Regions from separate parts of the Homo sapiens genome. Here region 1 is linked to region 2. Evidence: chromatin loops called from intact Hi-C (ENCODE). Cell type or tissue: B cell. All regions are shown on one strand. Links, peaks and the distances in the headings refer to the core of each region. The heading gives the core; the rest is flanking DNA.

Region 1 (12,405 bases), core at 1,630-9,629, 79 kb after region 2:
ACGGAGATCTCTGCCTTTAAAACCTATTCCTCCAGTTTTCCCCATTGTGGTAAGAGATACCACCATCCAGCCAGGTCCCCATGCCAGAAAGCTAGAGTCCTCCTCGGCCCCTTTGCCACCTTCATTTCTGGCATCATGTCCACCTCCTGGTTCTTGGGGTTCATCACTGTTTGGAGATGTGCTTCCCTCTGCCACGGCAAGGCTCCAGGATCCTAGGCTCAGAGATGGGGGAACCGAGAAAAGCATCAAGTATGATCTGTGTCCTCACCTAGGTGCAGTAGGAGGTCAGTGTAGGGGTCCATGGGCAGGTTCCCTGGGCTCCAGTTTCAGCTCTGCACTTACCAGTGTGACCTTGAGGTCAAAGTGCTCGACCTCGTGTGCCTCAGTCTCCTCACTGATAAAATCGCAATAATAGTAGGACCTATCTCACAGCAGTGTTTTAGAATTCAATGTAACAAGCACTTAGAATAACACATGTTCAGTCAGTGATAGTGGTGGTTGTTGGAGGAAGCTTCTCTACAATACTCAGTGCTTCAAATGGTGATAGCAGCAGCCACTCATTAACCACGTCCTCTCAGTGGTCTTATTAACCTCTGTCCTTGGCGCTTTAAAAATCCTCCTCATGCTTTTTGACGAGTCTACCCATTTTATAGATGGGGAAACTGAGTTTCATAAAGTAGCAAGAACCTTCCCAAAGCCACTTAGCTGGAACAGCTTTACCGTGATTTTCTAGTATGACTCTCAAGGCTGCCGGAGACAATTTTGAGTAATTGCTGGGTTTTTAAAAAGTTCTTCTTCTGTATCCATTTGAGGTCTTGGTTTATCCCTGCTGGAGATCCGCAGAACCAGCCTCCTGCCTCCTGTGGATCCGATGAGATGACTGAAGATAGGACACTTGATCCTGGACTTGTTTCTACTTCCAGCCTCCCTGTTCCCCTAGGGAATTTCCTCATGTTTTGCAGATTCCTAAGCCCCATGATTGTGCTGTGGCCTAGGGCTGCATGTCCTTGTTGACCTTGCGCTGAAATAAGACTCAGGGGATGCCCCTCAACGGGATGTGTGGTAAGGTGCATGGTTAATCTCATACATTATAGAGGATTGCTGGGTTTTTTTTTTTTTGGGGACAGGGTCTCACTCTGCCACTGAGGCTGGAGTGCAGTGGTGCCACTATCGCTCACTGCAGCCTCAGCTTCCCAGGATCAAGTGATCTTATCTCAGTCTCCCAAGTACCTGGGACCACAGGTGTATGCTCCCATGCGCAGCTATTTTTTGTATTTTTTTTTTGGTAGAGCTGGGGTTTTGCCATGTTTCCCAGGCTGATCTCGAACTCCTAGGCTCAAGGAGTTCACCTGTCTTGGCTTCCCAAAGGGCTGGGATTACAGGCATGAGTCACTGTACCCGGCCTGCATTTATTTCTTTAAAATCCTACTTCCTCTGTTTCAGATGAGGGATCAGAAACATAAATACCTGCAGGCAGCTGGATAGGTGACCTAAATAAGAGAAGCAGGTTGTATCTAGGGGACAAATGACAATAAACACAGGCTGCACACTGGGAAAGTTCTAAGGGTGGTGGGAACCGTGGTTAACGGGGAGTCAGTGCATGTGTGCCTGGTGTAAAGTGGACAGATCCTACGTCATGCTGCAGGCTCAGGGTCCACAGATCTGCAGTTGGAAATGTAGGTTGTTACTGTGAAATCTCCTCATTTAAAAAAAAGCGTTGACGCCGCCAGGCACGGTGGTTCATGCCTGTAATCCCAGCACTTTGGGAGGCCAAGGTGGGTGGATCACCTGAGGTCGGGAGTTCAAGTCCAACCTGATCAACATGGAGAAACCCCGTCTCTACTAAAAATACAAAAGTAGCCAGGCATGGTGGCGGATGCCTGTAATCCCAGCTCTTTGAGAGGCTGAGGAAGGAGAATTGCTTGCACCTGGGAGGCGGAGCTTGCACTGAGCCGAGATCATGCCATTGCACTCCAGCCTGCGCAACAAGAGCAAAACTCCGTCTCAAAAAAAAAAAAAAAAAAAAAAGTTGACTCATTGAAACACACAAATAAGCAAAATGATCTTCACCTGACAAAACACTCCTGTACCCTGATGCAGTTCCCAGGCCAACAACTTGTGAAGTCTGTTCCAGACTGTTGAGAAATGTCATTTTTTTTTTTTTTTTTTTTTTTTTTTTGAGACAGAATCTTGCTCTGTCACCCAGGCTGGAATGCAGTGGTGTGATCTCGGCTCACTGCAAGCTCCGCCTCCCAAGTACACGCCATTCTCCTGCCTCAGCCTCCTGGGACTACAGGTGCCTGCCACCACGCCCGGCTAATTTTTTTGTATTTTTAGTAGAGACTGGGTTTCACCATGTTAGCCAGGATGGTCTCGATCTCCTGACCTCGTGATCCACCCATCTCGGCCTCCCAAAGTGGTGGGATTACAGGCGTGAGCCACCGCACCCGGCCGAGAAGCGTCATTTTTATTCTGTGCTGTGGTGTGGTGCCTCTTCCTTTGCTTTTATGAGCTGCAGTTTTGATCAGCGAGTCCTTGCGGGTCAGCAGAGGGTCTTGAGAAAAGGTTGCTTTTACAACCTTAAGCAAGTTATAAAAGTCGTCTGAGACTCAGTTTCCTCATATAGAAGCCAGCCGTCACAGCCTCAGCCTTCCGAAGCTGCTGTGATGATTGAACAATGTGGCATTTTCCTGAGTGCCTGGTGAAGTCGGGTACATAGAAGGTTTCAACAAATGTGAATTTATTTCCCCTTAACTTGCATTCCTTTTTCTTTTCTGAATGCCGAGGTGGGTGGATCATGAGTTCAGGAGATAAGAGGCTGTATCTTACCAACTGCATTCTGATTTTACAGGAGATCACAGAATGAATTTCCTGTGTGGGCCATTCTCTCAAACATTGCTAGTCTCAGGAATAGTCAGAAAAGCACAGGACCTGGCTTTTAATGATGACAAGGACTGCCCCCTCTGCCCTGTCTTTTTTGTATCTGTGATTTTCATTCATTAATGGGGTAGTTAGTAGTTTTTATTTTATTTTATTTTTTTTGAGACGGAGTCTGGCTCTGTCACCCAGGCTGGAGTGCAGTGGCACGATCTCGGCTCACTGCAACCTCTGTCTTCCGGGTTCAAGCGATTCTCCTGCCTCAGCCTCCTGAGTAGCTGGGATTACATGCACACACCAACGTGCCCGGCTAATTTTTGTATTTTTAGTAGAGATGGGATTTCACCCTGTTGGTCAGGCTGGCCTTGAACTCCTGACTTCAGGTGATCTGCCCGCCTCGGCCTCCCAAAGTGCTGGGATTACAGGCGTGAGCCACCGTGCCTAGCCAGTTTCACCATGTTGACCAGGCTAGTCTCGAACTCCTAAGCTCAGGTGATCCACCCTCCTTGGCCTCCCGAAGTGTTGGGATTACAGGTGTGAGCCACCACACCCGGCCCATTTCTCTGTTTTATATTGCCATGATACCTTTGCCAAAAGTGAGAAATTAACATTACCACATCGCTATCAAAGTTCCAGAATTTATTTGGACTTTAACAGTTTCTCCTCGTATGTTCTCCTTCTGTTCCAGGATTCATCCAGGACACCACATTGCACCTAGTTTTTGTTTATTTCCATCGATATGTAGAGGTGTTTCTTTCTTTTGAATTGCTGTAGAGCATTCCATTGGTGACAAGAGCCATTTTGTCCACTCTCTCCTGCTGGGCATTTGTGCTGAGTCCCTTTCTCCTTTGAAATTGCAGAGGGTGCTGTGGTAGCTGTGGATGGGGAAGGAACCTCTGAGTGGGGGGGCGTGTGTATTTCCAGCCTCAGTAGTGAGTGCCAAATCGCTCTCTAGGGGGCTTATTCTACCTCTCGGTGGCATCCCCACTAGGTGCCAGGCACTTTCCTGCTGTGGACCCATGAACGGGCAGTGCTGTCTTGCCTTCAAGGAGTGGAGAGATTAAATATATAATAGTGGCCGGGTGCAGTGGCTCATGCCTATAATCTCAGCACTTTGGGAGGCTGAGGCAGGGGGATCACTTGAGCCCAGGGATTTGAGAATAGCCTGGGTAACATGATGAAACCCTGTCTCTACAAAAAGTACAAAAATTAGCCAGGCATGTTGGCACGCATCTGTGGTCCCAGCTACTTAGGAGTCTGAGGTGGGAAGATCACCTAAGCCCAGGAGGTTGAGGCTGTAGTGAGCTGTGATCATGCCACTCACTCCAGCAGTGTCTTGTCTTTTTCTTCTTCTTTTTTCTTGAGACAGAGTCTTGCTCTGTGGCCCAGGCTGGAGGGCAGTGGTGCTACTTTTGGCTCACTGCAACCTCCACTTCTTGGGTTCAAGCGTTTCTTGTGCCTCAGCCTTCCAAGTAGCTGGGATTATAGGCGCATGCCACCACCACTGGCTAATTTTTGTATTTTTATTAGAGACAGGATTTCACCACGTTGGCCATGCTGGTCTTGGAACTCCTGACCTCAAGTGATCCATAGGCCTCAGCCTCCCAAAGTGCTGGGATTACAGGCATAAGCCCCCATGCCTGGTAAGACTGTGTCTTAAAAAACAACAACAAAAAAATGTGTGGGGTGTGTGTGTGTGTGTGTGTATATATATATATACACACATATATTTTATATATGTATATATATGAATGAAATGGCAAAATCATCTGCCAAGGGCTGCAGCTGACTCCAGAGGACCCTGGAGGAGACTGACAGACACAGTGTGTGATAGTGGAGGGGGATGGGAAGGGTGAGGGGGGCATCGGGCTTCTGGATGACTGAGGGTATATGCAAGTGCAGAGACAGCGTGACTAGAATGTCCAGGCAGGAGAGGGGAGATGGACAGGCACTGCGGGTCATGAGGGTTTCAGAGAGCATACGCAGTGTGTCCCAGCTGGTGACAACCTTGCTCTTCCTACAACCAACCATACACATTTCCATCTTGGGGCCTTTGCATTTACTATTTGCTCTGCCTGAAATATTCTATCTCAGACATCAGCCCAGATGTCACCACCTCTGGGGAGGCCTCCCTGATAACACCTTCTATGAGAGCCCCTCCCTCCTGGTCACACACCATGCTTTGCTCTTCTTTGGTTTAGTTTTTGTAGCACTTGTGATTGCCAAGTGTAATAAATATTGACTTGTCTCTGTCTCCTCCTATTAGAATGTAATTCTTCGAGGCCAGGAATTTGGTCTGTTTTATTCATAGCTGTATCCCCAGCTCCCAGAACAGTGCCTGGCACGCTGGCTTTTACCTACTCTTTGTTGACCTAATGGCTGAATGAACGGACGTGACCATCATCGTGAGAATCTGTGGATAATAGCAGCAAACATTTAAACACAGGCTGTGTGCCAGGCACTGCACTAAGCACTTGGCCATGAACTTGGTCTCCTTAAATCCTCATGTCAATGCCACGAAACTGGCCCTCTCTATTTGTCTCAGTTTTACACCTGGGGACATGGTGGGGTTAGTATTTGAACCTCATCCAACCCCATACTCCAGTTGGGACCCCTGGCTGGGTCTCTGACCAGTGCTGGGAAAGAGGGAGGCAGGTAGATTTCAGCCCCAAGCTGTGGAGTCCAGCAGGCATTTGTACCCCGAGTGGGACTCAGATCCTTGTGTTAGGGGGAACTTAGGCCAGAAGTGCCTGGGCTAGAGGGTAATGGGGACCCCAGGAGGCTCCCCGCTCTTGCCCCAATCCTGCCTTGTCTGAAAGGGAAGGAAGGCTCTTACCTTCTAGCTGTCTGCAACAGGAACTGCCGGGAGGCCACGCTAGCCATCCCCCAACTTTGGTTTGCAAAACTCTGAGCCTGGTGGGGAAATGAAGGGCTGGCTTGCTAACCACAAATGAAGACTCATTTGCACAGGCAAAGCGGGGGCAGGGGTGACTCCTCTTGCCCTAGCGGAAGGGACTGACTTCTGCAGGCTGCTGTCTTGCTGGAGCCAGTCATGCCCCACCATTGAGCCTGGGCACTCGGACACAGTTACCAGCAGTGGGCTTTGTCGTCCTCCGGCCTCAGTCTTCTCCTTTGATAAATGGAGGGGGGGAATAGTGATATTGTGGCGATTCTGTGGCACTCAAATGAGGAAATGCACATAAAGCCTTTGCTCAGTGCCTGACTCATGGTGAATACTTGGGGGGATATTCACCATCATTGTTAACAGTGGTAGTGGTCAGAGGTGGCAGTCACCATCAGAGCCTCTCTCCTGGGCTCCGCTCCACATGGCAGCCACATTTTAGGAATAATCCTCAGATTAAGCAAAAGAGGTTAAGTGAATATTCCCTAATGCATGCTCTTCTTTTCCTTTTTGAGTAGAATCTGTCCCCACCCTGCCTTTTTTTGAGACACGATCTCACTCTATCACCCAGGTGGGAGCGCAGTGGCATGATCACGGCTCACTGCAACCTCTGTCTCCTGGGTTCAAGCTATCTTCCCACCTCAGCCTCCCAGGTAGCTGGGACTACTGATGTGCACTACCATGCCCAGCTAATTTGTGTGTGTGTGTGTATGTATTTTTTGTGGAGATGGGATTTTGCCGTGTTGCCCAGGCTGGTCTTAAACTGCAGAGCTGAAGCCATTCTCCTGCCTCAGCCTCCCTTAGTGCTGGGATTACAGGCATGAGCCATTGCGCCCAGGCAGAATCTACCATTTTAATTACACTTCTGTGAGTGGTATGATATCCAGTTGACTGCGTGAGGATCAGATCCCATTCTTGCAAAGCTAGAGAATGAGGCAGAGGCCTGCCATCCTTGCAGCTAGTGGGAGACCCTGTGGGTGACCCATTAGCCATAAGAGAGCAGGCTAAGTGCCCAGATAGGAAGGTGTCAGCGTGTGAGGCCCAGGCAGCCAGTGGTCAGCCGATACTTGAAGGCCTCCTGTGTGCCCAGCTTGCTGCTGGGGCCATGACAGTAACTGAGGGAAACAAGTCACGCTTGTGAGATGTGATGAGGACCTGGAAAGGGAAGTCCAGAAGCGGAAGGCAACCTCTCAGAGAGGGGGTGTCTTGTGGGGACTTACAGCCAAGGTGAGGGTGCTTTCCTGCTGGCACCCACCTCGCAGAACCCATTCCTTCCCTGAGTCTGGTCTGTGAGAAGAGCCCACAGCATGAGGATACCACGTTTGGGGTTCAGCAACCCCAGAATGAAAATCACCCTTTAAAGAAGGAGTGCTTTACCTTTCTGTGGGGGCCACAGCCTGGTTGTGTGTTAGAGTCACTGGGCTCTGGAGAAGCTTCTGGAGGACTGGGGCCTTCTTTCGCAATCTGTCCACACCCCCAGGGTCCTTTTTCCTGGACTGTGGCTCCGGTCGGTACACGGGTCCTGAGCCAGTATTCTGGCCCGGGGTGGCCGTTCCCTGTGGGTGAGGAGGAGGCACCTGGAAGCCCCTGGCCTCTCCTGTTAATCACTGACAAGGTAAAAGGATACTCCTGCCTGTTTTTTTTTTTTTCAATTTCAAAATTTAAAAAAATCTTTTTTTTTTTTGAGTCAGGATTTCACTCTGTCACCCAGGCTGGAGTGCGGTGGTGTGATCACAGCTCACTGTACCTTCCACCTCCTAGGATCAAGAAATGCTCCTACCTCATCCTCCTGAGTAGCTGGGACCACAGGCATGCACCACTACTCCTGGCTAATTATTATATATATTTTTTTGTAGAGGTGGGAACTTACAGCCAAGGTGAGGGTGTTGCCTAGGCTGGTCTCGGAATTCCTGGGCTCGAGCTGTCCTCCTGCCTTGGCCTCCCAAAGTGGTGGGGTTACAAGCATGAGCCACGGCGCCCGGCCTCCTGTGTGTCTTGCCTAACGATTGCCTTTGGCGATGGGAGTGCTGAATGCTTCTGGCATCTCTCTGTCTGCAGAGGCTTACCTGACTTCAAAGGAAGCATTCATCTTTAGCCAGAAGCTAGCAGGTTCACCCCAAGGTTTTCTGAGAGGTCATTCAGGGAGCAGCTGCTGGAACGTGGGAATGGGGACAGGAGGTAACTGGACTTACCTTGTCTCCGGGCCTTCCACTGTGGGCCACCCGCACAGACTACCCTGGTGTCTTTGGCATCAAAACCCAGCCAGGTGGCCTTGAATGGGTGACTTCATCTTCCTGGGCTGTCTCTGGAAAATGGGGCTTTCTTCCCAAGATTGGTGGGAGGATTAAAGAGATGTTGAGGTCAACTCTGACACCTATTAAATGTTCAGTAAGGGGGACCTGGTTTGTTCTCTGTCCCAGTAGGTGTTTCTGCCCTGAACTTGACCTCGGAGGGCTCGGTGTTCTGCTGGCTGCTGGCAGAATTGTGAGGGCGGTCTGTGTGAGAGTCTTAGCCCAGGAGCCGGCGCGGGTGGTGTTGGAGAACTCTGGGCCTGCAGCTAGACTGGCAGGACTCAGACCCCAGCTTGCCCAACCTGCCTGAGCCTCAGTTTCCCCTTCTGCAAAATGGAGTTGATGATAATGGTAGTTACTTAGGGCTTTGGGAGAGACCGCTGAGATGATGGACAGAGAGCACTCGTCACGTGGTTGATAGACCCTGGATCTGCAGAGCTGCTGCTGCTGCTGCTGCTGTTGGGAGTTTCAGAGCTGGGGCTCCTTGAGGGATGTTCCTGAGAGGAAGATTCTGGTAGGACCCACCTGGGACAGGGTGAGATCTGAGCAGGGTGGGGAGGAGAACCCACTGGACCAAGGCATGGCTGCCCTTTACAAGGGCTCCCAGGACGAGGACAATCTCCTTTAACAAAACCTCCTGCCAGTCCCCAGAGCTTCTTGGCCATGAGCTGAGGAGTTTTTATTTGTTCCTTTGGTCTTTTATGGCTAACTCTGGATTCCTCTTGGGTGGATGGGGAGGCAGCCTTGGTCCATTGTAGAACTGGGTACTACTGCAAAAGTGCCAAGTCCTTGCTGTAATCTGCTCTCTGGAGAACAGACCCTGTGGGCAGGGGAAAGGCCCATTGCCCACCTCCTGGTGTCATGAACACTGTTTTTCTCAGTGGGAGGAGGTGGAGGTACCCAAAGAGGAGGAAGTGGCCTTCCAGGTGCCACTTACTTGGTTTGGTGTCAGCTCTGTTATTGATTCACTGTGTGACCTTGGACAAGCTCCTTGTCTGCTTTGAGCCTTAGAATTTTATGTCTGCAAAATGGGTATAATAATGACTCCTCTGTCGTAGGGTGGCTGGCACGAAATGGGATAATTTAGGTGAAGCAGTTAATATACTACCTTACGTACAGCTAACACTTAGTAAGTAGCTGTTATAATAATAATGAAGATGGCCGGGTGTGGTGGCTCACACCTGTAATCCCAGCACTTTGGGAGGCCAAAGCGGGCAGATCACCTGAGGTCAGGAGTTTGAAAGCAGCCTGGCCAACATGGCGAAACCCCATCTCTACCAAAAATACAAAAATTCGCCGGGTGTGGTGACACTACTTGGGAGGCTGAGGTATGAGAATCGCTTAAACCTGGGAGGTGGAGGTTGCTGTGAGCTGAGATTGTGCCATTGCTCTCTAGCCTGGGCGACAGAGCAAGACTCGGTCTCAAATATAATAATAATAATAATCATAATAATAATGATAATAATTGAAGATAATAGGAAAACCATGTTATTACCTATATTAGTGTCCTGTGGTTGCCATAACACAAGTGCCACAAAATGAGGGACTTAAAACAGAAATGTACTTATTCCCTTGCAGTGTGGAGCTTAGAAGTCTGAAATCAAGGTGTTGGTAGGGCAGTGCTCCCGCTGGAGGCTCTAGGGGAGGATCCTTCCTCTCCTCTTCCTGGCCTCTGGTAGCTGCTGGTGACCCTGGGTGTCCCTTGGCTGGTGGATATTGGCACTCCCATCTCTCCCTCTGAGTGTGTCTCTGTCCAAATTTCCCTCTTACAAGGACAGTAGTCTTGGGTTAGGACCCACCCTAATCCAGCATGAGCTCATCTTGACTACATCTGCAAAGACCCTATTTCCAAAGAAGGCCACATTCACACATACCAGGGACTGGACTTCTATGTATGTTTTTGGGGGATGCAGTTCAACCCCCAACATTACCCGTTTATACTTTCTTTCCAGGGCCACCAAGGACAAGACCAGAGTCATTTTCATCCTGAATTGGTGTCAACTAGTGTTTTCATACCCTAGAGACTATCCAAATGACACAGCTGACCCAATCCCTGCATTTCTCAGAGGGGGAAACTGAGGCCCAGGGAGGTAAAATGACTCTCCCAAGGTCACACAGTAAGGTAGTGGCAGTGGGACTGGATCGTGGATCTCCTGGTGCCCTGTATTGGCCCACGTGTCAGCCATGGACTCGTATTCCCACTGGTGGAGCCAAGAGGTTTTTGCTGTCTGCAGGGGAGAGCACTTTGGATCTTGGCTTCTCGTTTCATCCTTCCCTTGGTAGTGGTTAAGAGTGCAAGCTTTGGGCCGGGCAAGGTGACTCATGCCTGTAATTCCAGCACTTTGGGAGGGTGAGGTGGGTGGATCACCTGAGGTGAGGAGTTTGAGACCAGCCTGGTTAACATGGTGAAACGCCATCTCCAACAAAAATACAAAAGTTAGCCGGGCATGATGGCACACTCCTTTGGTCCCAGCTCCTTAGGAGACTGAGGCAGGAGAATCGCTTGAACTCAGGAGGCTGAGGTGCAGTGAGCTGAGATTGTGCCACTGCACTCCAACCTCAGCAACAGAGCAACACTATGTCTCAAAAACGAGTGCAAACTTTGGAGCCTGGCCATTCAGGTTCAAGTTCTGGCTCAACCATTGTGACCTTGAATGAGTCAGTGACTCTCTCTGCTTCAGCCTCCCCACCTGTGGAAGGAAGACAGTCATCTCAGCCTTACATGAGTGCACAGGTGTCAGGACCCCTGCTGTGCACACGGGCATGTACTCAGTGTTTCTGTGCATGTGGTTTCCCTTCCCTTTCCTCCTGTTTGGTTTTCTCTGAAGCCGAAAGGTCCTTAGTAGGAAGTTGAGGACCAGCGTTCTCCATGGGAAGACTCAACATCAGTTACAACTCTAGAATTTATTCCAGGCCATCCAAGTTAAGGTAGTTGTCTGTATTTTGAGAACCTTTCTCTTGCTGTAAAAAGCAAACAAAAACAAAAAAAGACAAACTAGCAAACTCAAAGAACGAGAATACATATACATGCAGTGCTGCTTCAGATGGAAGTCAGAAAAGTGTGTGATCAAATGAAAGGCTGTTGTTGAAAGGGAAGTCTGCATTTACTCTTCTGCCAGTTCTCAGACTACCTCAACTCCTTGCTGACATTCCTAGGAATTGTGGTCCCAGCTGGCTTCTATAGCTGTGTGACCTTTGCCTTTTCCAAACGAGTGGGCACCCTGCAGGCCACTTCCTCTGGGTTTCAGTGCCCAGCTTATCAGGAGGCTGCATGAACATCTATTTCTAGCTGGGCGGGAAATAGGACGGGTCCTGGCAGAAGGCGGAGCCCAGAGGTGGCTGGTAGAATCCCCTGGGAGGAGTAAGGGATGCTCTCCGCAGGGACCCCCGTGTCGTGGGTGCCATGGCAAAGCGTTAACAACAGGCAGTGCCTAGGGAGCCTGAACCAAGGTTGGGAGTGTGGTTTCCTTCTCAGTTCCCTTTCCGTCTTCCTGATTATGACAAGAACATCTGTTTGGTACCAACATGTGTTTTTTTTTTTTTTTTTTCTCCTTGATGCTGTGCATTTTTTTCCATTGGAATTTTTGTTGAGATAATTGAAGAATCACATAAAGATGTAAGAAATGATACAGAGAGATCTCATGTGAACGTTACCCAATTATCCCCAATGGTAATATCTTGCAAACCTGTAGTGCAGTATCACAGCCAGGATATTAACATTCACAACATTCATAGAACCCACTACCAGTCTTATTCAGATTTTCCCCCATTTTCCTTGTACTTGTGTGTATTTAGTTATGTACAATTTGGTCACATGCATAGCATCCTATATCTGCCATCATAGTCAAGAGACTAAAGCAATGTAATGATTTCTTACACCAATTCCATTTCCAAAATTTTAACATGTCTGTCTTTGAAAGATACTAATTTTCTTTTTTTTTTGAGGCGGAGTCTGGCTCTGTTGCCCAGGCTAGAGTGCACTGGCTTGATCTTGGCTCACTGCAACCTCTGCCTCCTGGGTTCAAGTGATTCTCTTGCCTCAACCTCCCAGCTTCCCAAGCACCTGGGACTGTAGGCACCTGCCACCATGCCTGGCTAATGTTTATATTTTTAGTAGAGATGGGGTTTCACCATGTTTCCCAGGCAGGTTTTGAGCTCCTGGCCTCATGTGATCTGCCTGCCTTGGCCTCCCAAAGTGCTGGGATTACAGGCATGAGCCGCCGTTGCCAGCCTGAAAGATATGAAATGTCTTTATTAAAATATAACTTGCAGACATAAAAAAGAATGAGTTCATGTCCTTTGCAGGGACATGGATGAAGCTGGAAGCCATCATTC
Region 2 (12,405 bases), core at 1,945-9,944:
AGGAATTTCTCCTGCAGACATACTCCAAGATTTTCAAAATGACAAAAGTTTAAGAATATTAATGGGACTGGGCGCGGTGGCTCACACCTGTAAGCCCAGCACTTTGGGAGGCTGAGGCGGGCAGATCACTTGAGGTTAGGTGTTTGAGACCAGCCTGGCCAACATGTTGAAACCCCATCTTTACTAAAAATACAGAAACTAGCCTGGCGTGATGGTGGGTGCCTGTAGTCCCAGCTACACGGGACACTGAGGCACAAGAATTCCTTGAACCCGGGAGGTGGAGGTTGCAGTGAGGTGAGATTGTGCCCCTGCACTCCAGCCTGGGCGACAGAGGAAGACTCTGTCTGAAATAATAATAATATTATTAATGGTAGTATTGTTTTTTAAATAAATGATTGGAAGTCATCTACACATCTGTGGATAGAGGATGAGTTACATCAATTGTGATGTATCCATATACTGGAATACCATGCAGCCATTTAAAATAATAAGGTGCAACATCATCTATATAATATTCTTGCAAAAAAATGTTTAACCTAAATCTATTATGAGGAAAGAAACAGAAATTCAAGTTAAGAGAGATTTGCAAAATGCCTGGACACTCAAAAATGTCAGTGTCATAAAAGACAATATGGACTGGCGGACTGTTTTAGATTACAGTAGACTAGAGACATGACTGTTAAATGAATGACTTTTTTTCTTTCCATTTTTTTTTGAGATGGAATCACCCAGGCTGGAGTGCAGTAGCGTGATCTTGGGTCACTGCAACCTCTGCGTCCCAGGTTCAAGTGATTCTCCTGCCTCGGCCTCCCAAGTAGCTGGGATTACAGGCACCTGCAAGCACACTCAGCTAATTTTTGTATTTTTAGTAGAAACAGGGTGGCCCCATATTGGCCAGGCTGGTCTTGAACTCCTGACCTCAGATGATCCGCCCACCTCGACCTCCCAAAGTGCTGGGATTGCAAGCCTGCGCCACCGCACCCGGCCAAGGCCCTTAGTTTGAGATAGCCTGGCCAACATGGTGAAACTCCATCTCTACTAAAAATACAAAATTTAGCTGGGCTTGGTGGCACATGCGTATAATCCCAGCTACTCAGGAGGCTGAGGCATGAGAATTGCTTGAACCTGGAAGGTGGAAGTTGCAGTAAGTCGAGATGGTGCCACTGTACTCTAGCCTGGGTGACAGAGTGAGACTTTGTCTCAAACTTAAAAAATTAAAAAAAAAAAAATGAAAAAAGAAAGGTGCAGAGCAGAGTATGCAGAATGCTGCATTTTTGTGGAAATGCTCAAAGACTGAGTCTGAAAGGAGACACAAGAAAGAGGTGACTAAGGATGTCTCGGAGAGGAGAACTGGTTTGGGGGAGGGGACATTAGGGGTAAACAGGGGACTTCTTGCACTTACCCCTTGAGACCTTTTGAATGGCATGCCATGTGCCTGTATAAACTATTCAAATTGCAAAAAAATAACTTCAAAGAAGACTGTTTCTGGGAAAGCACTTGTGGTCAGAAAACCCCAGACTCGGATCTCCTATTCCCCATTTGTAGACTTGATGGTAAACCCAAACAGAAGGAAGGAAAGCCAGTGACTTTCATATCTGTTTCCACATCTTATCCTCATTACAACCCTGTGAACCAGTTAGGTTTTATCGGGCACATTTGACAGATTAGGAAAATTGAGGCTCAGAGAGGCTCGGTGAGATGCTGGCAGAGCTGGGATTGAAACAGTCTTGACTATGACTGTACCTGGCTCCTTCCCTCCTGCAGGGGACCTCTCCAGGCACTGAGGCCTGTGGCGGGGGGTGGCAGGAGAGAGCTCAGGGTGGAAGATGTGGGTGAGGTTTACTTCCAGGCTGTGGTGCTCACTAAAGCTCCTTTCCACTGCGACTTTCACAAGGGGGCCCCTCAGTCAGGAAACAGCAGTCTAGGATGCCGGGCAGCCAAACCAGGGTTTGATTTACATGTTCTCACACTACTGGTTGGGTGGTTTATTTGGGAAGGTAGGAGCTAACTCAGCCAAAGATCCTGTTCTCTGAACCCATCTGGGTTGCTTTTTAACATCTCTATAATCCCTGAAGATGTAGATTTTAAAAAATCACTTGATTGATTTTTGTCAAATTATATGCCTTAAACAAACTAAACTTTTTCATTAAATAAATTATATTTTATTTTTTATTTTTTTGCGATGGAGTCTCATTCACTCTGTCATCCAGGCCGGAGTGCAGTGGTGTGATCTTGGCTCCTGGCAACCTCTGCCTCCTGGGTTCAAGCAATTCTCCTGCCTCAGCCTCCTGAGTAGCTGGGATTACAGGCGCCTGCCACCAAGCCCAGCTAATTATGTGTATTTTTAGTAGAGACGAGGTTTTACCATGTTGGCCAGGCTTGTCTCAAACTCCTGACCTCAAGTGATCCATCCGCCTTGGCCTCCCAAACTGCTGGAATGACAGGCGTGAGCCACTGTGCCTGGCCTTCATTAAATAAATTTAAAGAAATAGATGAGTGTTACCAATTCAAGCAATGAAGTATTTGGAGGGCAATTTGGTGTTTCTGTCAAAATTGTTTTGGTATGTGTCCAGCATTTACACAGCAAATGATTTATCTTTCCCTGTGGATATACTCACCCCACTGTTCAAGGATACATGTCCAAAGATGCATTGCTTATGAAGCAAAGACACAAACCTAGAAAGAGCTGAGATGTCCCTCAATGGACAGCTGCTTCACTTAAGTGTAATCCATCTACGCGGCGGAATGCAAGGTACCATGGTTGAGAAAAAGAAAGCTGGCTGGATTTGCTGACCTAGAAAGAGATCTGCAATATACCGTTAAGTAAAAACAACAGTAGAATAATATGATCCCATTGTGAAAAAAAAAAAGTTAAAAACACATAGAGGTATCTATGTTTTAGCAAACATAGAAAACAATGTATAAGATCCAGCAATTTGGCTGGGTGTGGTGGCTCATGCCTGTAATCCCAGCACTTTGGGAGAACAAGGCGGACAGATCACCTCAGGCCAGGAGTTCAAGACCAGCTTGGCCAACATGGTGAAATTCCATCTCTGCTAAAAATACAACAACAACAACAAAAATTAGCTGGACATGGTGGCGGGCATCCGTAATCCTAGCTACTCAGGAGGTTGAGACAGAAGAATCCCTTGAACCTGGGAGGGGAAGATTGCAGTGAGCTGAGATCTCACCACTGCACTCCAGCCTGGGTGGTGATAGAGTGAGACTCTGTCTCAAAAAAAAAAAAAAAAAAAATCCAGCACAGCAATCCCACTTCTGGATATTTACCCAAAAGATTTGAAATCAGTTTGTTGAAAGATGTCTGCACTGTCAGGTTCATTGCAGCATCATTCATAATAGCTGAGTTATGGAATCAACCTAAATGTCCATCAACAGATTAATGCATAAAGAAAACGTGCCACATATTTACAATGGACTACTATTCAGCATTTAAAAAGCAGAATGGGGACTGGAGATTTTTTTTTTTTTTTTTTTTTTGAGATAGAGTCTCCCTCTTTTGCCCAGGCTGGAGTGCAGTGGCGCGATCTCGGCTCACTGCAAGCTCCGCCTCCCGGGTTCATGCCATTCTCCTGCCTCAGCCTCCCGAGTACTTGGGACTACAGGCGCCTGCCACCACACCTGCACCTGGCTAATTTTTTGTATTTTTAGTAGAGATGGGGTTTCAACATGTTAGCCAGGTTGGTCTCGATCTCCTGACCTCAAGATCCACCCACCTCAGCCTCCCAAAGTGCTGGGATTACAGGCGTGAGCCACCGCACCCAGCTTTTTTTTTTTTTTTTTTTTTTTTTTCAAACAGAGTTTCACTCTTGTTGTCCAGACTGGAGTACGGTAGTGCAATCTTGGCTCACTACAACCTCCACCTCCAGGGTTTAAGTGATTCTCCTGCCTCAGCCTCCTCAGTAGCTGGTATTACAGGTGCATTCCACCATGCCCAGCTAATTTTAGTATGTTTAGTAGAGATGGGGTTTCACTATGTTGGCCAGGCTGGTCTCAAACTCCTGACCTCAGGTGATCCACCTGCCTCAGCCTCCCATAGTGCTGGGATTACAGGCATGAGCCACTGCCTCCAGCCTGGAACTAGAGATTGATGGCCAGGGAAATTCTGTCATTTGCGACAACATGGATAAAGATGGAGAACATTATGCTAAGTGAAATAAGCCAGGCCCAGAAAGACAAGTGTCACATGTTCTCACTTATATGTGGAATCTAAAACAGTCAAACTCATAGAAGCAGAGAGTAGAATGGTGGTTACAGAGGCTCGAGGACGGGAAATGGGGAGATGGTGGTCAAAGCATACAAAATCTCAGATAGGAGGAATATGGGTTTTTTTTGAGACCTATTGTATGGCGTGGTAAATGTCATTAATAATAGAGTATGGTACATTTCAAAATTGCTAAGAGAGTAAATTCAAACAGTCTCATCACAAAAAAGTTAAGTGTTTGAGGTGATGGATATGTTAACTAGCTTTAATTATTCCACGTTGTATTCATAGATCATAATGTCACTTTTTACCCTATAAATATGTAAAAGAGTCCGGGTGCAGTGGCTCACAGCTGTAATCCTAGCCCTTTGGGAAGTCACGGTGGGTGGATCACCTGAGGTCAGGAGTTCAAGAGCAGCCTGGCCACCATGGTGAAATCTTGTCTCTACTAAAAATATAAACATTAGGTGGATATGGTGGCAGGCGTCTGTAATCTTAGCTACTCGGGAGGCTGAGGTGGGAGATTTGCTTGAGCCTGGGAGGCGGAGGTTGCAGTGAGCCGAGATTGTGCCACTGCACTCCAGCCTGGCCAACAAAGCAAGAGTCTATCTCAAAAAATAAATATAAAAAAAATATAATATATGTATATAATATATATAAAAGAGCTAGGATTTGAACCTGCAACTCTTCACTGTGATGTAGGCCCCGTCTATCACGTATGAACTATGAGCCTGCTGAGTGCTGGGTGCTGAGCTGGGAGCTCCCACTGTTCCCCAACACTGCGTCTCAGAGTTCCCTGATGCTGGAAGCCTGGAGGCCCTCACAATTCTAGGGTGTTTTTAGAATATCATTGTGGGGTGAAAGCAGGTTCCAGCTTCCCCAGGTGGAAGGTTCCAAGAAGCACCCGGCCAGCTCTGAGAAGTACCCGGCCAGCTCCTCCACTCTGCCTGACAGGGAGGGGACTGTGAGGGTTGGGACACGTCCTCTTTTAAGGCTCTCTCTTGCTGGCTTCTGACCACTTCCTCTTTTTCCTGGGGTGGAGGCGGCTGGCCGTGGCAGCACTAATAGCAGCTGGGGGCGGAGCAGGCCTCCAAAAACCCTCCCGGAGTGGCTCAGCCCCTCGGCTGAGGGCAGGAGAGCAAGAGTCCACTTCAGCTTCCATCTGAGGTCTCTGTGAGCCCCCAAAGGAGGGGCTGGGAGAGGTGGTCCCCTTAGCTCCCCCTCCCCAGCCAGAACAGAATCACTGACCCTGAGGCTTGGCCTGGGCTGCATCTGCTTCCAGCAACTTCCATGAAGGACGTGACTGTAGACGAGGCCCACTCCTTGCACGGCCAGGGCCCTCAGGGTGCCCAGGGAAGTGAGGGCCAGTGCTGGAAGCTCCAGCCTAGCACTGGGCACCTCCCCGGTGAGTGGCTGTTGGGGGCAGAGCTGCCAGCAGGGAGAGGACAGCTATGAAAGACGTGGCTCCAGGCCTTGCACTGCCACCTGTCAACTCGGGGCTTTGGGCAGGCTGCTTTTCTCCTTTGGGCCTCAGTTTCCTCATCTGTGTAGTGGAGACCAACCACGGTACTTCGAAGGTCTGTAGAAATTCCTGGTACACAGCAAGTGCTTAATAATGGTATGAGCTACTATTAGCTAGTGCCTGTGGCTCAGTCTGAGCTGTCCAGGGTGCCCCACCAGCTTCTGCTGAGGATGGCCAGTGGCAGCTCAGCTCTGCTCCCGGCCTCGCACCCTTCCACACCCCCTCGGCCCTGCCTCTCCCCGCCACCTCAGCCTGGCTTCCCACCTGTGGCAGGTGCAACCAAGCTCAGGTCCACACAGCACGAGCTTTAGTTTTCCCACTCACAGCCCCATTGAGCCAATTTGGTAAAACATCCACATTGGTCATTGGTGGGTTATGCCAAGTTCAGCATTGTGTTAAAGTCCTGGCAGGTTTTTTTTTTTTTTTTTTTTTTTTGTATTCTGGTTAAATATGTATAATATAAAATTTACCATTTTGACCATTTAATTTAATTTTTTTTTTTTTTGAGATGGAGTCTCACTCTGTTGCCCAAGCTGGAGTGCAGTAGTTGTATCTTGGCTCACTGATGCCTCCACCTCCCAGGTTCAAGCGATTCTCCTGTATCAGCCTCATTAGTAGCTGGGATTATAGGCGCACATTACCACGCCCAGCTAATTTTTGTATTTTCAGTAGAGAAGGGTTTCACCATGTTGGCCAGGCTGACCTGGCCTCAAGTGATCTCCCTGCCTTGGCCTCCCAAAGTACTGGGATTACAGGCATGAGCCACTGCACCCAGCAGTGCTGACTTTTGGGAGGGGATGAGGGAACCAGGAGGTGACAGATGCCACAGCCACTAATGCAGATGCCACAGCCATGACTGTAGGATGGGGAAAATATGAAGGGAGCTCAGCCGTTTTATCTCCAGGAGAAGCAGCTGGAGGGCTGGGAGAGGGCCTGGGGAGTGGGAAGTGGCTGCGGAGGTGAGACTCCCCCATCCCTGGGCCAACAGCCAGGGCTCCATGGTTGGGCTAGATGGTCCCACCTTGGGTGGAGGCTGAGCCTGTGTGAGGCGCTGCCCTGTGTCTTCTCTTGCCTGGCCTGGCCGCCATCACAGGCCCACCCCCGGGGAGAAGATTCTAGGAGGAAAGTCCAGGCCAGGCCTGAAAGGACTTCGCTCCTTGGTAACTATCCCTCAGGGTTGACCCAGTGACACAGGTTCTAGGGACCCACTTCTAGGTTTGCCGCCTCCATCTCCATCTCCGTCTCCACCTCCACCTGAGTTGAGAGGGGATGGAGAAGCTTCCTGGGGAAACTCTGCCCTTCTCCACCCATCCCCACCTCCTTCCCTTCCCTCCCCATCTCATTCCCTCCCCTCCCCACCTCCTTCCCTCGCCTCCCCCACCTCCTTCCCCTGTCACCTCCTTCCCGCCCATCCCCACCTCCTCCCCTCCCCTCCCCACCTCCTCCCCACCCCTCCCCACCTCCTCCCCTCCCCTCCCCACCTCCTCCCCACCCCTCCCCACCTCCTCCCCACCTCCTCCCCACCACCTCATTTCCACCCCTCCTCACCTCATTCCCCTCCTTTCCCATCTCCTTTCCATTTCCTTTTGCCTATACCTTGTACCAAGCTGGGTGGTGATCCACTTGGAAATTCACAAAGCAGTGCACAGCACTTCACAGTTTGTCAAGGACCTGGTAAGGTGTAGGTGCTCAATACTTGCTTTAGTGAATGAATGACTGTGGGGCCCCATGGCAGAGCTCACTAGTGGGAACCTCACGTGTCTCCCTAGCAATGTCAAAGGCCTGTCTGAAGTATGTGTGGGAGGGATCCCCAAAAGGGACACCAATAACTGCTCTGGGATATTTAATAAAATATGCTATGAAGATTGAATGGAATAATGTGTAGGAAATGCCTGCTACATTGTAGGTATTCAAACTTTAGTTATCATTATTATCTTTTATTTTAAAGAATAATCTGATTCTGGATCAGAAGCAGTGACTCCCACAAAGGTCATCAAAAAGGGAATGGTGCAAAGTGAGAGAACATTGGCAGAGGAAGAACCAGCTGTGTGTCCTTAGGCAAATTGCTTACCCTCTCTGAGCCCCCATTGCCTGATCTGTCAAATGGGTCTGGAAATCCTCACTTCCTCTGCTATTGTGGTAGGCATCAGATGAGATAAAAGATGAGTTCAGTCTTAGCAAGCAGGGAAGAGAAGCCCAGCTGAGCTGAGAGGTGGCTGACAATGGGAAACCACCCCAAGCCTGTTCCTTTATTTTTTATTTTTATTTATATATATATTTTTTGAGACAAGGCCTCACTCTGTCACCCAGGCTGGAGTACGGTGCCGTCATCGTGGCTCACTGCAGCCTTGACCTCCTGGGCTCAAGTGATCCTCCCGCCTCAGTCTCCCAAGTAGCTGGGGCTACAGGCATGCACCACCATGCCTGGCTAATTTTGTATTTTTTTTTTTTTTTGGTAGAGATGAGGTGTCACTATGTTGCCCAGGCTGGTCTCAAACTTCTGAGCTCTAGTGATCTGCCCACCTCGGCCTCCCAAAGTGCTGGGATTACAAGCGTGAGCCACCAAACCTGGCTTCAGCCTGTTTCTTTAACGTCAGCTTCTCTTATTTTTTGAGACAGAGTTTCACTCTGTCGCCCAAGCTGGAGTGGGGTGGTGTGATCTTGGCTCACTGTAACCTCTGCCTCCTGGGTTCAAGTGATTCTCGTCCCTCAGCGTCCCGAGTAGCTGGGATTACAGGCACCCGCCACCACATGCAGTTAATTTTTGTATTTTTAGTAGAGATGGGGTTTTACCATGTTGGCCAGGCTAGTCTCCAATTCCTGACCTCAAGTGATCCGCCTGCCTCGGCCTCCCAAAGTGCTGGGACTACAGGTGTGAGCCACTGCACCCAGCCTCAGCCTGTTCCTTTAACATCAGCTTCTGAAACTATCTCTGCAGAAGTTCTGAGGGTACCCCTCACTCAAGCTCCAGGCGTCAGGAAAAGAACATTCCACGAAGTCCATCTGGAAGACGGTCCTTTCCCTGCTGCCCCCAGGTAAGCACATGGCCTCCAATCTGTCCTCGACCAAACCCTGACTCCAGGCCAGTCAGCAGCACCGAGCCTGGCCTGTTTCCATGGAGAACAGGAAAGGCACCAGTGTGTCTGGGAGGAAAGACGGCTTCCTGTTCAAAGCCACAGATAGGATGGCCATAAAGCAGGGTAGTAGAATTGTCATTATTCCGCAAGATCAAATAGGGCTGCTAAGCCCAGGAACCGTCGGGGAGGCCCAATGGATGGGCCACATTTCCCCTGCAAGGCCAACTGGCAAGTGGCCACTGCCCCCTACCGCCTTTCAGATAGGGCTTCCTGTAGGAGTATGCTGCTATGCCGGGCTATTATTGTCAGTATTCACTGAGTGCATAGTATATGCCAGTCACTGACCTCAGCGATCTGTAAGATTTATCTCCTTTAATCCTCAGAACAAACTGCTATCTTATACGGCAGCTATTATTATTAACCCCATTTTACAGATGAGGGAACGGAGGCAGAGAGAGGTTAAGTATGTTGCCCAAGGTCACACAGTGGAGGAGCCAAGCCTGTACTCAATCCAGGTCATCTGAAACCAGAGCTTATGAAGGTGACCACACCATACAGTGTCTCAGGACAGGGGAGGCCAGGCACAGAGGTGGTGGGGGAAAGAAGGAAGCTAAGTGAGAGGTACCAGGTCCCAAGTGAACCCCTCATTAATACTGGTGTTGAAGAGGCGTGGACTTCGTGAGGCGGGTGTTATTGGCACTGTTTTACAGATAAGGAGCTGAGAGCCCAGAGAGACAGTGAGTTGCCCAAACAACAAAGCTGCGTTTGAGCCTAGATGTGTCTACTGCACAGCCTGGCTCTTCAGTGAGCTTGCTGCCTTATCCTGCTTCTTCAGCAGTTTGTTCCGAGTCTGATCTGTCTTGAGAGCCCCACAGCCTGGGGCACAGGCCTGGAACACACACACCGCGCCTCTACGCCTGTTTTTAGAAATTGTGTATGGGATTCCAGTGGTTCCTACTTGCTGCTACTTTGGGCAAAGGAGAGGAAATGTGGTAGGAAGTGTAGTGACTCTGTATCTTGGTGAGTGGTTGTTTGCCTGAGCTCAGATGCTGCTGGAATGAAGAGTTTTGAAAAGACAATCATTTTGGAATAGTTGCATCTCTTTTACTTTTGGGTGAGTCAAAGGAAAAAGGGAGCTCTAGGAGGGACCACATTGGAAATTCCATCCACCCACTCATCCACCCATCCGATCATTCAATCATCTCTTTATCCAATCATTCATCCATTCATCCATCCACCCACCCATTTTCTGGGCTCCAATTTTCTGCTAGGCCCTGGAAACAAAACACACAAAACCCCCAAACAAACAAAAAAACAAAAGAGTAAAAGCCTCATAGAAAAAAAAGCTGTTTAGTGACCAGCCTGGCCAAGATGGTGAAACCCCGTCTCTACTAAAAATATAAACATTAGCCGGGCGCGGTGGCAGGTGGCTGTAATCCCAGCTACTTGGGAGGCTGAGGCAAGAGAATCGCTTGAATCCAGGAGACAGAGGTGCAGAAGAGCCGAGAAAGCGCCACTGTACTCCAGCCTGGGTGACAGAGTGAGACTCTGTCTCAAAAAAGAAAAAAGACAAGAAAAAAGAAAAAAAGCTGTTGTTTCACATTTTCCTCCAGCACTTCCTATTTTTTACATTTGGAAAAGAGCTTTATTGAGATATAATTCATGTATCACGCAATTCACCCATTTAAAGTGTGATTCGATGGCTTATAGTGTATTCACAGAGCACTGACATCATCACCACAATCAATTTTTGAAACTTTTCATCACCCCCAAACAGAAACCCAGTACCCCTTAGGCCGTCACTCCCTATACCCCCTTCCCCCACCCCTTCAATTACTCATCTACTTTCTTTCTCTGTGGATTTGCCTATTCCGGACATTTCATGTACATAGAATCATATAATATGTGGCCTTTTGTGTCAGGCTTCTTTCACTTAGCATCATGTGCTGTCGTTATTGTTGCTGTTTTGTTTTGTTTTGTTTTTTGAGGCACTGTCTCGATCTGTCACCCAGGCTGGAGCGCAGTGGTGTGATCTCAGCTCTCTGCAGCTTCCACCTCACGGGCTCAAGCGATCCTCCCACCTCAGCCTCCTGAGTAACTGGGACCACAGGCGCTCGCCACCAGGCCTGGCTAGATTTTTGTATTATTTTGCAGAGATGGGGTTTCGCGGTGTTCCTCAGGCTGATTTCAAAGTCCTGGGCTCAAGCGATCTGCCTGCCTGGGCCTCCCAAAGTGCTGGGATTAGAGGTGTGAACCCTCGTGCCCAGGCTCACTTAGCATTGCATTTTCAACGTTTATTCATTTTGTAGCGTGGATCAGCAAATCGTTTCTTTTTATTGCTGAGTAATATTCCATTTTATGGATAGATCACATCTGGTTCATTTGTTCATCAGTTGACGGACATTTGGGTTGCCTCTCCTTTTGGCTATTATAAATAATGCTGCTGTTAACATTTATGTGTAAGTGTTTGTGTGGATGAGCTTTCATTTCTTTTTGGTATTTACCTAGGAGTGGCCTTGCTGAGTCATACAGTAGCTCTGCGTTTGACCTTTTGAGGAACTGCTAAACTATTTTCCACAGCAGCTGCAACATTTACTACTCCCACCAGCAGTGTAGGAAGCTTCCAATTTCTCCATATCCTCACCAATACTTGTTATTGTCCATCTCTCTTTTTTTTTTTTTTTCCTGAGACAGAGTCTCACTCTGTTGCCCAGGCTAGAGTGCAGTGGCACAATCTCAGCTCACTGCAACCTTTGCCTCCCAGGTTCAAGCGATTCTCCTGCCTCAGCCTCCCGAGTAGCTGGGATTACAGGTGCACACCACCATGCCCAGCTAATTTTTATATTTTTAGTAGAGACGGGGTTTCACCATGTTGGCCAGGCTGGTCTCGAACTCCTGACCTCAGGTGATCCACCTGCCTCGGCCTCCCAAAGTGCTGAGATTACAGGCGTGAGCCACCGCACCCGGCTATCGTCCATCTTTTTAAATTTAGCCTTTCTAGCAGGTGTGAAGTGAAACCTCATTATGGTTTTAATTTACATTTCCCAGGAAGTATCTTTACGTGTTATTATCAGTCATTTGTATATTTTCTTTGAAGAAATGTCCATTTGGATTCTTTACCCACTGTTAATTGGGTTGTCTTTTCATTATTGAGTTGTAAGAGTTCTTTATAGATTCTAGATACTAGTCCTTTATCAGATACATGATTTGCAAATATTCTTTCCTATTCTGTAGGCTCCAGTTCCTTCTCATTGTTTTGTTTTGTTTTTGGTTTTTAAAGCACACATCCTCATGCTAAGATATTTGAAAAAGCCAAAAATGTATAAAGAGATGGAAAAAGAACCTCCCACAGACCACTATGATTAATATTTAATCTTTTTTATTTCCCTTTTAAATATATTTACTTATGTTATTTATTCTTTGATAGGTAATATCTGCACTGCTGCAGAATTCTAAAGGTCTAAAATCACAGATTCAATGAGTCTCCCAAGCAGGAAAGCTGCATTTTCAACCTGAATAGATCTACTGCAAAGCCTGGCTCTTTCAGTGCCTCTGCCACCGTATCCTACTTCCTCCAAAGTTTC

Evidence for each region. Peaks named below come from ENCODE experiments on the same cell type or tissue, not always from the same donor. Only the 100,000 strongest peaks of a DNase experiment are listed, where the experiment ranks them.
Region 1: a loop joins it to region 2, with 2.8 times the contacts of the local background. A loop is called at or near these places in 2 of 110 quality-filtered maps.

The regions. Positions count from the first base shown.
Region 1 is chr16:81,826,085-81,838,489 of GRCh38, forward strand. All of the region lies in intron 2 of PLCG2 (phospholipase C gamma 2), which reads left to right. LOC124903731 (a long non-coding RNA gene) reads right to left here and starts at 5,810. Exons shown (of 2, transcript XR_007065139.1): 1 at 5,714-5,810; 2 at 3,502-3,752. RefSeq lists enhancers at 5,160-5,741, 5,742-6,323, 7,014-7,063, 10,899-11,088. In B cell, for the core only: a CTCF peak has its summit at 5,876; DNase peaks (open chromatin) are centred at 2,063, 5,807 and 6,967; H3K4me3 peaks cover 3,278 bases; H3K27ac peaks cover 7,745 bases.
Region 2 is chr16:81,747,188-81,759,592 of GRCh38, forward strand. It overlaps LOC105369213 (a long non-coding RNA gene), which reads left to right. Exons shown (of 4, transcript NR_189584.1): 3 at 8,683-8,779. It also overlaps a transcript of PLCG2 not described here. Among named protein-coding and RNA genes, the nearest start is that of PLCG2, 26 kb to the right of the region's middle. RefSeq lists a silencer at 1-139 and enhancers at 1,645-1,714, 4,879-5,487, 5,488-6,095, 11,254-11,313. In B cell, for the core only: no CTCF peak of the experiment used is centred there; a DNase peak (open chromatin) is centred at 5,254; H3K4me3 peaks cover 966 bases; H3K27ac peaks cover 3,151 bases.